2 separate regions of the Homo sapiens genome follow, and region 2 is linked to region 1. A link is a loop called in an ENCODE intact Hi-C map of the cell type or tissue named here. Cell type or tissue: gastrocnemius medialis. All regions are shown on one strand.

The links. Hi-C counts contacts between places; a loop is a spot of excess contacts. Peaks named below come from ENCODE experiments on the same cell type or tissue, not always from the same donor. Only the 100,000 strongest peaks of a DNase experiment are listed, where the experiment ranks them.
Region 2: it touches region 1 in a loop (4-fold over the local background); 4 of 110 quality-filtered maps call a loop at or near these places.

Annotation. Positions count from the first base shown.
Region 1 is chr21:34,731,390-34,739,389 of GRCh38, reverse strand. It overlaps LINC00160 (long intergenic non-protein coding RNA 160), which reads left to right and starts at 2,208. Exons shown (of 6, transcript NR_024351.2): 1 at 2,208-2,280; 2 at 4,634-4,704; 3 at 5,349-5,429; 4 at 6,311-6,481. LOC107985515 (a long non-coding RNA gene) reads right to left here. Exons shown (of 3, transcript XR_001755016.1): 2 at 1,903-1,964. In gastrocnemius medialis, no CTCF peak of the experiment used is centred here; a DNase peak (open chromatin) is centred at 4,499; H3K27ac peaks cover 3,933 bases.
Region 2 is chr21:35,189,132-35,197,131 of GRCh38, reverse strand. No RefSeq gene overlaps it. Among named protein-coding and RNA genes, the nearest start is that of RUNX1, 140 kb to the right of the region's middle. In gastrocnemius medialis, no CTCF peak of the experiment used is centred here; no DNase peak of the experiment used is centred here; H3K4me3 peaks cover 387 bases; H3K27ac peaks cover 2,528 bases.

The DNA of each region.
Region 1 (8,000 bases):
TCAAGCTATGGTGCAGGTCTGGCCCTGTGAAGGTCAGAGGGAAGGAGGAGGAGGAAAGGAAGGAAGCTTGTCTAGACACTGCAGCACAGCTCCAAGAAAGTTCTAGCAAGGCTCAGGGAGAGTCCTTGAGCCACAACTGTCTGTCAGAGAAATCCCACATCTCTCTGGAATGGGCCTGTCTTCGCATCCCTGTAGGGCCCAGTCACCACCTGGGAGCAGCTGTGGTAAGTGTGACCTCCAAGCAAACCCACTAGTGGATCCAAAGGACCAGTAGATGGGCTCATCCTCCACCCGGGAAGCACACTTTCACAGCTGCCATGAGTACTCTGTATGGGGCCAGAGACTTCCTAAATGTCTCCTTCAATCCTCACCTATTGCTGTTGCACATTGGTATTACTAGCCCATTTTGCAGATGAAGAAACTACATTTCAGAAAAGTTAAAGTACTCAGGGATTGTAAATGACCAAGCCAGGACTTAACTCTCTATAACTGGCTCCCAAGGCCCTGCTCATCACATCCCAGTCTCCCTGGTCACCAGAGCCCTGTACTGAGAAGAGGAGTCTGGGGTTAGCTTTTGAGAGATGGCAGAGTGAGGTCAGAGTGTTGAATGTAGGGAGCAAGAAGCAGAGGAAATGAAGAGAAATGCTCTCTGGGTTAGAGGATGGAGGTGACACATTGACCAGCAGATGCGGGCAGCTCAAGCATCCCCACCTCACAGCCGTCTTGGGTGAAGCCTCTTGCCCTCTCCTGATTCAATACTTAAATAAGGACCATCCAGGCATCGTGAGAACCATGGCAGGGAGAGGTGCTCATATGTGGTTCCTGGGATGAGAAGGAACGCAAGCTCTAAATCTGTGCTGTTTGCAAACTAGAGAAGGCGGCTGGCCTTCTGAGGATAGCCTTTTTCCTGGGCTACAGCCTGCCCGAGGGCCAAATTTCCTTCCCTGGTCTTGCAATGATGGATGGAAGGACACTGTGCACTCAGTTGTCCCTCCATGATGATCAGATGGTAAACACGGCTGCTGAGCAGTGTGGTCTTGCTCTCCCTGCTCTCACCAGCCTATGCTCGCAAAGGCAGAGAATTGCTCTTTAGATTTAGGGGAAGTGGGAAAGGCAGGAAGAAGGAAGAGCTGTTCGCTTCCTCCATCCATGCAGAGAGAGATGTTCACATGGAGGCCATGACATCAAATTGTGAATGCCACACATTTTCAGGGGATTAATTGACCTCAATTTAGGAGCAATAAGATTCTTCAGACTGAAGCAACTTGAAAGGCACTTTTACAGGTACCTGTAGAAATTTTTAATGGAACAATCAATGAGCTGTGATTCTTGCCACATTTGCTGTCACACTGCCTCCAAGGATTAAACCTTGGGGTGACCAGCCACCCCCGCAACTCTAATGAGATGGGAAAGAGCCAAAAAAGAGACCTTTCAACCCAAGCCCTGCTCTGCATCACAGGCAGCTTTTATCTCCATAATTAGAGGGCTCGTCATGCTTTTAAATAAACTACTGGAGCCCAGGCTGGGCACTCAGAGGGGAGCTGACTGTGGGGAGTCAACAGTGGGGAGTGTGGAGGAGTGGGATCTCACAGCCTGTCCCTGGGACGGTGGGAAGTGAGGTATCCTGGGAAACAGAGGCCTTCCACAGAAGCTTCTTTCCAGATAGGGAAAGGTGTGTGGACTTCGGCAAGTCACTGATTTTGTGGACATTACGGGAAATTACTGCATTTTTCATTTATCCTTAAATGTAAACAAGTAACATGGAGGTTCCAGATGCATTTTTTTTTTCCTTTTAGGAGACAAAACCAGAACTCTTTAAATCCTCTTTCTTAAACATAGGAATAGATATTCAAATTCGATTACACTGAGATTGGGAGAAAAATGCAGAGTTGGGTAACTCACTCTTTGGTGGAGGCTGTGGGACTCTTGTGTACCGCCAGTGAGCATGTGAATTGGCACAACCCCTGCAGAAAGAAACAGAGTGATCATTAACAAAACTACAAATCCACATGCCCTCTGACCCAGTCATTCATCTTCTGGGAATTTGTGCTGCCGAGACACTTTTAAGATGACATGTGTGTGAGATAATTCATGGCAGCTTTGCTGGTGATGGCAAATACTTGGAAACAAACCTAGATGTCCATCAAGAAAGGATTAGTTAAATAAAGCATGCTAGATTCAAACAACTACTATGCGGCTTTAAAAAGGAATGAGGAAGCTCTCTGTGTACTGATGGGGACAGAAGTTCCAGGACATTTTGTAAGGTGGCTGAAAAACAAGGTACAGAATATTGTGTATAGGATGTTACCTTTCATGTAATAAAAGGGGGAGATAAGAGTGTGTGTCATATTTGTTTGTATTGGGATACACATATTCTAGAATACATATGCCTCCACAAACAAAGAAGTCATCTGTGGGAAGGGAGCCCAGGCCGATGGGGGAGAAGTAAAAGAAAGGAAACCCTTTTAGACTTTTAGATTTTGAAGCAATGTGAATGTCTAGCATGTTGAAAATTTTCAATGAACAAACTGATCTGCCTTAGATGAAAATATCCAGAATAGGCAAATCTCTAAAGACAAAATGCAGATGAGTGGTTGCCAGAGTCCAGGAGGAGGGAGGAATGGAGAGGGACTGTTTATTGGGTACAGAGTTTCCTTTAGGGGTGATGAAAATGTTGTGGAAGTAGGCAGTGGTGAAGGTTGCACAACATTGTGCATGGACTAAATGTCAATAATGGTAAATTTTATGCATGTATATTTTACCACAATAAAAGGTAAAAGCCTATTTGTCATAATGGCTACATTTCAAATTCCATAGGAGGATTTCACTGGAGCTTCATTGTTAATTCAAGAATTCTCCCTTCTGTCTCTAAAGCAAACTCGGAGACATTTAGAGTTCAGACAGGATCCACTAAAGGGTATTTCCGAAGTTCTGCTCATTTCAGAAAGCTGGAGTGCAAATCTGCATTCCAGGCATAAACTATGAGCTCTTGAAAAACATGGGCTCACGGGAACCCCTATTTCCCTGAATTCATCAAAAGCTAGAAGCCAATGAGTGCACGGCAGTAGGGGTGGGATGGGGCCAAGGGAATTAGTCAGTGGCTTCCTGAGATGCCAGATGCTGGAAAAAACAAGGATGTGAAGCCATGGTATGTCCCCGGGGCACTGACCCACCGGGTGCAGGGACTGTTGAAGAGACAGAGGAAAATGTGACTTCCACAGAGCAGAGAAGCAACTAGGTAACCAAACACACAGACCCAAAGACAAGACATCTTTATTTTCAGGGATGCTGGTGTCCATCTGTCAGAGCCCTGAGCAGGTCCAAGTCTGCATCACCATGCCTGGCACTCCACAAAGTTCCATGTCAAACTGCTGGTTAATTGAGTTACCAGGTTACCTGGGCAGACAGATGATTACGTATCATCAACTAAGCACTAATGGGTTAGGAACATAATCAACCCATTCGAGTTGGGAAAAGGAAGTCAGAGCAGAAAATTCCGAGGTTGAGCCTATGTTCATGACCTCCCAGTAAAAATTCGATTTCTGGATATGGCTGTTGGGGAGGTTAGTTTATAGAACAAAACTTTTCAACATATTATCTCATTCATTCCTCAAAATTAACCTATGAGTAAAGGCTTCTGTGTTATTGATTAGGCAACCAATATTCTAGGATTTAAAAGTGGCTTCCCCAACTTGCTCAGCCTGTCAATTACCAGACGTTAGCTTGAAATCCTTATCTTTCTCCAACATACTATTCCATCTTCCACCATGATTCTGAATGGTGTGTGTGTGTGCACATGTGTATGTATGATCCAGTCTTCATCGCTTATTTGCTGCATGGCTTCGAAGATATTATTTGTCCTCTCTGTGATTCAGTTTACTCACCTGTAAGTGGAGACAACAATAATGCCTCCTTCGTAGGAGGATAATTGTGGGCATGACACAGAGAATGAATTTGAAGCAGACATAGAGGGCCTGTGACCACAGTAAATCAATGCTAGCTGGGATTATTTCAAAAATAATGCATAGTTGTAACTGCAGTAAGTTCTCTCTTATCCAGCATGGTTGAAAACAAAGTTTCCTGATTAAGAAAAAATGCTGATAACTATATTTGTCACATATATCACAAGTGCTTATGTTTCAGAAATTTAAACATAATAAAATATGCTGGAGTTGGATGCTCGATAGATGCTTTTCTTGGACAATCTAGAAGGCCTTTGGGCATCTGGTGGCACCTTATAATGAATACCAATTTAATTTCCATGCAACTATACAGGTCTATAAAATGATACAGGCAGTGGAAATGGGTCACAGAGAATTTACGGTTACAATGTGAAAACGTCAACCCAACGCCATGGTCTACTTCGTGCTTGGAAGCAAAGCCTGGCCTGGATGCGGTATGCACTCATGACTCAACCTTCTGTTGTCACTTGCTGTTTTTGGATTCTTCCAAGTTCAGAGTCAACACAAAACTCTTCCTTTAAAAGAACAGCTTGGCCCCAGGAGGCTGCTGAGTGACATGTCAAGCTGTCCTGAGAGCACACTTGTTTCCCAACCACCTGAGTCATGACAAATTGCTTGAGGCTTGTACCAGAGTAAAGTCTGAAAATAGTTCTTCTCGCCCTCCCTACCAGACAGATGCTTCCAGAATCAATCACCGAATGGTGGATCTACAGCCAACCACCCATTCTCTTCAGTCACTGAGGCAAGTACCTTAGGGGTCCTCATAATTTAGGGAGAAATTCAGTCTCATAACTTCTCATAAATCTCCTAAGAGAGCACAAGGCCTCTCCTCCAACCTGGTCAATCTCCTTATTCTTTCTACAACTCACTAGGCCCATTTCTACCACCTGGTTGCTAATTCTCTTCTCCTATTGATATTCCCAACCTCATCTCTATAGGCCAAAGCATTAGCAAACTCATATCGCCCGTGGTGTCTGCATCATTCCAAAATTCCGTCATATTTTGCCTTACTTCTCAGTATCAAAGCCTCCTTGGTCTATGTTGTGACTCCTATGAGCTCCTTGAAGGAAGGATCTTTGTTCAATATGTCCTTCTGATCCATATGGTGCCTAATATGGGAATGGGCATTCAAGATTAAGTGTAGAAATGAATAAAAGAATCAAGTGTGATAGAGATCATTGGTAAGCACTCAACTCTTCTACAAATGATGAAAAATACTGAACTGTCCCACAAAAGGTTTAATTTAGCACGGCACAGAACACTGTTTCTCAAACCGTAGCAAGTATTTGAATTCCCTAGAGGGCTGGTTAAAGCAGAGATTGCAGAGCTTCTGACTCAGTAGGTCTGGATGGGGCTTGATAATTTGCATTTCTAATGCTTTCCCAGATGATATGATGCTGCTGGTCCAAGGACTACATTTCGAGAACCCCAACCACGCATGGATTGTTGTCAACTATGAATCACAAGGTTTGAATACTAGTTCCAGCATTGCTGTATGTGGCCAAGGGACCTAGGGCAAGTAATTTAAGCTCTCTGGGCTTCTTCAGCTGAAATTTGTCTTGTATAATTGCTAATGTTGCCTTTATCTCCAAAGTTATCTGAGCAGAAAAGGTCTAAAGTACCCTTCCTTGTGTCATCTGCAGTGCTATCATCTTCATGAAATCTTAGGCAGCAAAGGCACCAGTCAGAACAGCAACCACTTTTCAAATCTTGAACTCACAGAGATCAGCCCCAAGTGATGGGCCAGGAAAGAGCTCAGTAAAAGAGGAGAAAACTGAGGCCAGGACTCAGGAAACTCACAGGGGCAGGAGATCCCCTTGAAGGAGGCCAGACCAGATTCTAGTATGGACTCAGAGCCTGATCTAAGTTGAGATGCTGTCCCTGTGCAGCAAGTCCTGAAGGAGTTTTTTAGGAAGCTAAAGTTGCGGGCTCCACAGAACCCAGTGTTGGCTCCATGGCCAATGCCCCAAGAGAGATGATCCTGGGACCAGATATAGAAAACGGGTCCTTCTCCTGTCTCTAGAATAGATCAAAAAATTGTACCTTTGTTTTTCTCTTTGGCATCTCCAAGGATGCGTTTCACTCAAGAATGTAATCTTCACCCATGACTGAGTATATGAAGAGGTATCCGTCCTCGGACATACTCAAGTGGGGAGAATTACCAGGACTGGTTCCATATCCTCAAAAGGAAAGGGCAAATATGGAATATTGACATACAGAGATGACAAGCCAGCCCCCATGGTTGTCTTTAGGAGACGATAATGTAAAAATTAGGGCCTTGGCATTCTTGACACTGACACCCAATGTATTTCATGTAAGACCCATTCTTAACTTTTGTGTTGAGCCAGATTTCCAGGGTTTTGTCTGCTGCCTTCCCTGCAAGCCCTGCCATCCACTGAGACCCAACCTCAGCCATTCTTGGCACATCAGCCCATGAGAAGTCTGCCACTCTTTCTTCCTAAGCAAAGCAGCATCCTTCAGGGCCTGGAGCTCCTGGACACAAAAGCCATTTTTGGGAGGTAAGTAGTGTAGCTCTCAACTAGTGGGTTAAAAGGAGGGTTGATGTTCTTTGGTCTTAAACATTTTCTCTTAGTCACGCCCATCTCTATTCTGGTTCTTAAAAAAGTTTCTCAATTAATTTAGAAAGTTAGTGACTAACCAGATAACCATCAACATAATGAACACGTGTGTTACACCTTGCATTCCTATGTGTTCTCTCATGTAATCCCAGCTGCTTTGTAATATTAGGTTGGCGCAAAAGGAATTGCTGGTTTTGCCATCTCTTTTCATGGCGAAAACTGAAATTCCTTTTGCACCAACCTAATACTTGCTTTCTCTAAAGATTTATGGTCATTTTTAACAGTGACTCACAATCTAGATGATACAATGGGGAACAGCTAAAAGCACAGAAGGCAGAAATATGACTTATGCCTTTCAAGGCCCTTCCCATGCGTTTTCAACTAGAGGAAGTCAATCAGACTAGATGTTGATAAGGGTCCCCTTATCCACATCTTGGCTTGTGCTTGGCTATGGCTTCAGAAGCAACCTAGATTCAAAGAGAACCTCCTTCCAGGCTCCCAGGTCGAGGGGCTCTTCCTGAGGAGGTTTTTCAGGGACAAACGGTATCTGGGACAGAGCTAGGCAGTTAACATTAAAAGTATTTTGGAGTGAGATAGCACCCCTTGACACTGTTGCTTAGACAAGGTCAAGATAATTTTTCTTCCATTTCCTCTTGCAATCTCAAAAAGACAGGTGTGATTCTTGTTGGCATTGAGGAGAAAAAGTGGCCTATTCAAGGCCTCCTCCACAACAGACTGACTTGATTCTTCCACTCAGCTCTCTGCCCATAAGGCTGCTCTGCCTCCTGAAGCCTCTTTCTTCATCCTTCAAGGAGTTGTCCAAATGCAAATTCTCCTCCTATTGATGGCTCTGCATTGGTGTCAATTGCTTCTGATGGAAACACTTATTGTATACAAAAACCTAGCCCCAAACCAGGAGAAAACATAATCTTTGCTTGTATCTAGTATTTCCAATTTTTATGCACTTTCCCATTCATTCTCATAACAGTTCCAAGAGCTGGGTAGAAAAGGTGTTTTCCAGGTGAGTAAGTTGAGATTCAGCAAAATCAAACAATTTGCCCAAGGCCACGCAATGTTTTGCCCAGTCATTTTGAGTCCCAGTTCAGGAGGTAGGAGAAAGAAAGATGGGGAATAAGACTGGTAAGATTGGTCTTAAAGAAACATCTACAACTGTTTGGTAGCCTCAATACCCACACTAACCATACTTATATGCCTCACCCAAATAAGGTGAGCCAAACTCTGAAAGCATTTGAAAAAGGAAAAATGCTTTATCCCTGAATAACCCTTTCTATTGTTTTAAAAGTTCTGGAAAACAGTGAACACTGTAGGATTACTGCTTGTGGATAATCATCCAAATTGATCCAAAATGTTCTTCATTGACTCCTGAGTCAACTCAAGTCAATGTCAATGGAAACCAACATTCACCATCGCACCAAAGCTCATCTCTACCAGGTTAAAG
Region 2 (8,000 bases), 460 kb before region 1:
CACTCTTCCCCTAACACACACCAACATTCCAGACTCTCCAAGAAAAGCAGGTGTTCAGCATAAGTCCCATTGTGTTTATAAACACTTCAGGTATGGTAAACCAACTTTATCAATTAGTTAAAGCTTATCAATTAATTAAGCCACTCTCTAGTGGTGGAAACATTACTGAAATCCCAATTTTCAGATGTGAACCAGGGACCAACCTTGCAAGTAGGTGTTCATCAGGCTAGCAGTCTCAGGACTGCTATATTTACTGTACAGTGTACACCAAGCTCATCATCTTTCCCTATCTTGGAATATTCCACCCTCTCAATCCCAGCTCTGTGCTTTGCTGATTTTATCATTCAAACTTGAACACAAACAGTGTCTCCTAAAGAAGCCCTAGCTGGCCGTACTATTGAATGTAGCTCCTATACCAAGTCACTCTCTACCATTGTCCAGCCCCTTTTGAATTTCATCTGTATGTTCCATGTTGGAAGGGATATTTGTTTTGTTACTTTCTCTACGCTCTGGACCCAGAAGAGTATCTGACCCTTACACAGGAGTTCAATAAATATTTCTAAAATTAATTGAATGACTTAGCCCTGTCAGAAGTCCTTTTGTTCATTTATGTGCTGACTTTTATGTTGTCAGGATACTTGGCACCCTGGAATGTGATCTCTGCTAAGTTGGACTTCTCGTATCTTGTTTTCTGCTGTATCTCTAGCAGCTGGAAGAGCGCTGAGCACATAGAAAGCTCTCCTCGAATACTTACGGAGGCTGCATAATTTATAAGGAAAAGAGGTTTATTTGTTTTACAGTTCTGCAGGCTGTACAAGAAGCATGACACCAACATCTACTTCTGATAAGAGCTTCAGGAATCTTCCACTCACTGGGGAAGGTGAAGAGGAGCAGGCTTGTGCAAGTCACATGGTGAGAGAAGAAGCAAGAGAGAGGGGAGGGAGGTGCCAAGGTCTTTTAACAACCGGCTAGGGGGTGAACTCTTGAGGGAACAAATAGAGTGAACACTCACTCACTACTGCAAGGACAGCACCAAGCCATTCATGAGGGACCCACCTCCATAACCCAAACACCTCCTACTAGACCCCACATCTAACAACAGGGATCAAATTTCAACATGAGGCTTAGAGGGGACAGATATCCAAATTATGCAAGCCAGTTATTATTCCGTACATTCTGATCTGTTTGTGGGAGAGATGGAACTGTATTTCTTCATAATTTCCTTCCAAAAGTATTGATAGAATACAGACTTTGTTTAGTCCATGTACCACAGTAGTCACTGGAGATTCATAGGTGACTGAACAAGTTCATTACTGGATTTAAGTTGTCCGTAGATGAGTAGGGTTAGACAAACTCATGTGAATCATTGTAAAGCAAGTGCAATGACTAGAGAGATAGATGATAGATTAGATAGAGGTATATAGATATACATAAATACATATATGTGCATATACATATATATATGTATATTACACAAAAATGCATGCATTATAAAGTAAATGAAATAATAGGTGCAGGTATAAGGTTTTATTCATATAGAAGGGAGAGGGCTTAGGCTAGCCTAAGGTGTCATAAGAGGAATCAGAAAGAGATAGTCCCTGAGCTGAATCACAGACCCTTCAAGGAGAACTGTGACAAAGTGGGTTTGGAAGCCTTCCAGGCAGGGCATCCTTGAGAACTTTAGGAGTTCCATATTGACAGCATGCATGAGTCAGGAGGAGTGAGAGTATTTCCTGGGGAGGTGACCAAAGTTCTTGCTAAGGCACTTGGGCTTTGCTTTGGAGGTGATAGCAGCCACTGAAGGGTTCATTCAAGGGACGTGCCATGTTTTGGTTTGATTTGGTACCAGATAATTCTGGTGACTCCAGGGAATGGCTTTCAGGAGAACACTGTTGATGGTGGAAAGAATGATTAGAGGCTCTTGCACTTAATCAAGGCAAGAAATGACTAGGGGCCTGCAGAAGCCAGAGTAGAAATGCATGAGAGGTGGAGAGGAGGTGGAGATAGGAAAAATCAAGAAATAACTTGGAATAAAGTAAAAAGAAGTTGTAGTGTGACTGGTTAAGGGCAAAGGCACAATGATGCCTGCAAGTTCCATTTCTCTAAATTATATGAGTGAATTGATAGGGAACAGATAGGAAGACAGAAATTTGTAGGAAAGATTTTGAGTTCTGTGTAGTACAGAGAAAGTATGAAATACCTGTGGGTTGTATGGTGTGCAATAAACAGCTGGATATGTGCATCTGAAGCGTGCTGTGGTGGAGGCCAGCATGAAAGTTGTCCACATTGGAATCTATGCCCTATACCAGGCATTGGAAAGCATGGGCGTGGACAGCATCACCCAGGAAATAACCAGGTGGGGTGAGAAGATAGCAAGCTGAGGATAGACTTCTGAGCAAAAACATTTCACTGATGAGCAGGAGAAAATGTGTCTGAGAAAGAGCTAGGAAGGGTGAAAGGAGAGCCATGAGAGCGCAAAATCACAGAAGCAAAAAAGGTAAAAAGCTTCATGAGAATAAACTTTCAAGATCTCTTCAAAATTTGGCTGGAAAAGTCCAAGCTCTTTAGTTTGCCATACCGGGACTTCCATCTGGCTTGGGGCGTGTCTGTCCAGTCTCTTTTCAAAAGAGGCTAGGACACCAAGAGACATGGAAATTAAAAAATGAACTTTTTATTAGAATCTTCAGTAAAAATATTATTGATTTCCTACTGAGAAAACTATTATAATTGGGTACTATGATGAAAGTCAGATTGCAAAGGACCAAGGAAGAAATGAGAAAAAAGTAAAGTGCATATAGGAAATATATATTGCTGTTTTGAAGACCTGTAGGTAAGATGGTGATATGGTTTGACTCTGCATCCCCACCCAAATCCTATCTTGAATTCTTATCCCCAGGTATCAATTGAAGGAGCTAGCATGAGGTGATTGGATCATGGGGGCAATTTTCCCCATGCTGTTCTCACGGTAGTCAGTGAGTTCTCATGAGGTCTGATGGTTGAAAAGTGGTATGTCACCTTTCGCACACACACTCTCTCTCTCTCTGTCTCTGTCTCTCTCTCTCTCCTGCTGCCATGTAAGATGTGCCTTCCTTCCTCTTTGCCTTCCGCTATGATTGTAAGTTTCCTGAGGCCTCCCCAGCCATGCGGAACTGTGAGTCAATTAAACCTCTTTCCTTTAGAAATTACCCAATCTCAGGTATTTCTTTATAGCAGTGTGAAAATGGACTAATACAGATGGGAATATGTAGAACAAGTTGGTGGTTAGTTCACCAAAACTAACCACCTGGAAAGTTCAATGCAGGAAGGAATGTTTAAATTGGGAAAACCTGGATGTATTAGTAGTCCGAAGTGCAGGTTCTAGCTGAGATTGGAATATTGGAGAGATTGAAGATATGGGACAGAGTAGGGATGATGAATGAAAAAGACTTGAGGAGAAGGAAAGAGATGCAAAGGCATAACTTGGAGACTTCAACAAAAAAAAGAGATGCCTTATGGACTGAAATGGGAATTACAGATGTTCAGGATTTATACATATATTAAAATAGATAACACTTGCAACAAAGTTGGGGAAGACACTGTCTGTTTACTTTAATATTTTATTAAAGTGGCAAGTTTGTCTGCCAAAATTAATGAGCTTGTATGAGATAGAGTTCTTGAGAAGACTGATGGAGCTTTTTCATAGACATTGAAGGGTATTGGAAAATGAGTCCCTGAATAGGAAGTAAATAAATTTATGGGAGATATTGGGAACCTATCTGATATATCAAATAATATATTTTTTCTAACAGTATCCAACCACTTTGTTATAGGAACTAAGAATGTGGCTTGAAACATTGATCCAATTTTGTAGTTTTGTTGAGGGGGTGTTACAGAATGATGGAGGGCAAGGAAATTGAGGGTCCTCGTTATTTTAATGATGGGATCCAGGGGAGGAAAAGAGGCCAGGAGAGGCTGATTCTGAAAGAACATTAGGTACCAAGGGACCTGGTAAATCTAAAAACCACATAGTTTTAGGAGTAACAGTAAAACCCAATGAATGAAAATTTTTTATCAGAAAGTGGAACATTTGTATTTGAGAATTCAAGGATGGAAAAATTCCAGGATTTAACCTTAAGAGGAAGTACCTGAAATGGAGCAGAGATGAAGGCCACTGGAGATGTGGAAGTTAAGATGGACAAAGGAAGACATTAGAGGGGTCATCCATCTGAACTCCAAAGTCACTGGAGATTATGGTGGATCAGTGGAATTTGGGTGGAGAGAAAACTTTGTCTCAGAGGCTAGATTTTTTGATAAATGTATAGGATTGGCTTGGAAGACAGCAGACAATTGAAACAAGTGGAAAAGATGATATGTAGAGAATTAACCTCAGTGGAGCAATGATATTTAGAGGGCATAGAGGATAATGATTTGGAAGCCTGTATGGGAAGTGAAGAGAGTACTTAATCCCACCTCAGGTGCCTAAGACCTAGAAAAATGATCTGAAGGGGCTTCAGGGAGGAGGTATAATGCTCAAAGAGAAAACAAACCACTCAACCAAACTGAAGTCGTATTTTACCCCTAAAATCCTTATCATTGGCTTCATCATCAGATGTGTTAACAGTCTACAGGTATCTTGCCCTCTCCTTAGCAGGTTTAATAATTACAACAGACACTTTTTAAAAACAATGGATATATTTGTATTTAAGCCAAAGTGATCTAGGCAAGCTCACATTTATTTATATTTATAAAATAAATTATGATATTCCATTAAGTAATTTTCTGCCAATTATTTTCAAGAGAGGATTTAAAACTGCTTTTTGGTACAAACATGTATTTCATAAAATTTTTCATGAAGTTAAGAATATCTGGTTGTCATTGTTTTGAGATGAGCTGTTTAGGGTGTAGGAAACTTTACTATGGGGAAAAATGCAGATACTATAAGTAGCATAAAGTCTGCTATTGACAATAGCACATTAATAAATATTACTATCTGGTTGTCATATAAGATTAATGAGTGATTATTTAGGGTTGAATACATATTAAAACCATTGGGCCACAAGGTAGCCTATTAAAATAGTGCAGGTGTGAAACTGCAGTATAATCCAGGAGCTGATAAAATATGGAAATATTTGTCTATCATTTAAAAACTATTATTCCATATTCATAATTTTAAATTCTTAATGTTTTTTGCAGAAGTCAGCAATTTGGCAGATCCTATGTGAGAGAACTAAACAGTTTCATAAGCTATCCAGGTGTCTCTCTCAGAATTACTCCTCAAAATGTTTTTTAAAAACATTATTCTGGAAAAGCATTGATTATGTAAGAAATGTACTGACTGACAGATATTTTACTCCTGCTTACATTATGATCTTTGTTGAACATATGAAGGCTTTTAGGAACTATTTCAATTTCTCTGAAAACATAGTATCATGTAGTTGTAAGTGGTAATAAAAATAATGATAGAAGCTAAAAACAAGCATGTCTTATGTCCTTGGCATAATATCAAGTGGATTTATTTGCATTATTTTATTTAATTCTCACATCCCCCAAAAATCAAAAAACCTAAAGCAAATGCTTTTATTCTTTCCATTTTAAGGATGAAGAAATTGAAGCTCAGAGGTAAGTGAGTAGAGGGTCAATTTGATGGCTTGTTGATGTCATCAAAAATCTGTGCTGTGTCTCTTGTTCTGCACAGAATCCTCAGGTCACAAGATAGAATTAATTGTTACGGAGGTCACTTGTAGGCACAGCAACAGCTGGCCGGAGAAGGGAGACACGTCCTTCCAGGCAGGGCTTTGTAATTAGAGAAGAAAACCTTTTCCAAAGTGCTCGAGATGCCTGCCTTCAGGTCCCAGTCCACAGCCAATACTCATAGCCCAGCTGCATGGGGGCTGATACATCTACTCTCTGATATTTTGGGACGCTGGTGGAGGGGAGCTTTCTGAGCAAGGAGATGTGTGGAGGTAGAAAAGCGTTGAGTGTAGACAACCCACATGGCTTACCACCCTACTAACTCCTTCATGCTTATACAGTTTAACTAATAGAAATCAAAATTTCATGAGTACTTATGTTTCCTGAATGACAATATGTAAGGCAAATAGAGCAAACATTGTGCTCTAATTTAAATGAATTATACCCAGACAGATATATTTATTTATTTGACTCTAAATAAGCAATGCTAAAGAATTTTAATTGAGAGATTGATTAAATGAAAAAGTACCCCTAGATAGAACAAAGCCAAATATGTCTCATATTTGTCAAAACTAATTGGCATTAAGATATTTACCTGTCTGGTGAAATTGTGTTTGGACTTGGGTGTCTTTTAATCTAATTTCTATCTTCCCTTACCTTCCTGTGGGCCAGAAGTCCCATGGTTGTCTGGCAAAAGTTTAACTGGACAAAGATAACTACATCAGCAATGTTGTTGAGCTCTCCCAAATCAAATGAATTGGAAGACTCCCCAGTGATGCTTAAAACTCAGCATAGAATGTCTTTATGTGAACCAGAACTTCATTTGACCTTTGCTAGCTTGAGATCAGTAGCAGCAGCCAGGAGACAATGACTCATTTCTGAATCAACCAGGATAATTTTCACACCTGTCTTAAAAAGCTTTGCCCCAGGAGTCCAGAGTCCCAGGGAAAAGACACTCTGTCTATTTCTAAAAGCCCTTCAAAGGAAACAGGGGCCACACTTACAGCCTAAGGGGCATTCGTTCTATTGAAAGAATGGGGTTACAGCATTGTGCCAGACCCCATGGCTACCATGGTTGGCAAAAATGTATTAACATATCCAAACACCAAAATCACCTCCAAGTAGTAGACAGGGCTATGCTGAAACCAAAGTTTAAAAAGGAAATTTGGGCAGTGTGCTGTGACTCGCACCTATAATTACAGCTACTTGGGAGGCTGAGGCACGAGTTGCAACGAGCTGAGATCGTGCCACTGCACTTCAGCCTGGGTGATGGAATGAGACTCTGTCTCAAAAAAAAAAAAATTGCTCCAAGTATAATTTGAAACACTAAGTATTAATCTATCTACCTATCTACCCATCTGTCATCTATGTTTCTATGAATATAACTACGTACTATCTGTATATATCTGCACTTTCCTATAATACAGATATATCATGATGGCTGTTTTAGAAAGGGTATTGTGTTTTTGAAATATTTTATACCTAAAAATATCTTTTAAACGTTTAGGGTGTGTATGAACACACAGACAGGTTATTATTTACATCCTCGTAATGCCGATTTGTCTTCCAGAAACTGTGAACAGCAATTCATTTTAAAGTTACTTTGGTATTTGGAGATGAACAGCTTGGTTATTCTTTGTTCCCTATCAAGCATCTGTCAAACTCAAGGATGAAACAGAGTGTTTTGTGTGTTTGTGAGCAGTTCTCCTGAAGTCACATGATTTTTTTCTTTTGGTAGCCCTTTCTGTATTAGTAAATATGTAAATGTATCCCCCACATGGAGCTTTCAACTGTGAAATTAACCTATCCCCAAGGCTTCTTTGAGTAAGACCAGGTGGTTCATACTATTTCCCTTCTAACTACAGCAAGAATCCCCTAGGGAAGAAGAGAGGAAGTGAGATTTTTGACATTTGTGCCGTGAAAAAGTGTCAATAGGTAATCTGAAAATGTCCAGAGGCATTCTACCAAAAGCCAGTGAAAATGATCTAATAAGTACTAACTTTTTAACTGTTAATTTGTGTAATACAACACTCATCTCTCTTTCTTGCTTAAAACAGAAAGCTCCCCCGCTCCCTTCTCGCATTTAAACTACAGTTATCAAAGGTTTAACGATTTCACCATTGGACATAGTTCAAACAGTACAGGCAGGAAAGAATGTTCAGCTGTCAGGGAACCAGCGCAGCCAGGGTGCTCCAGACAAATCGCTGTACATCATCAGCTGGTTTTAATTAAGAGCAGACTCTGTGCTGATTTTTCTCCCCCCCCCCACCCTTTCTTTGGTGAGTTTACACAAAGTGATTTGTAGTGTTCTGTCTTATATGGTATCTACT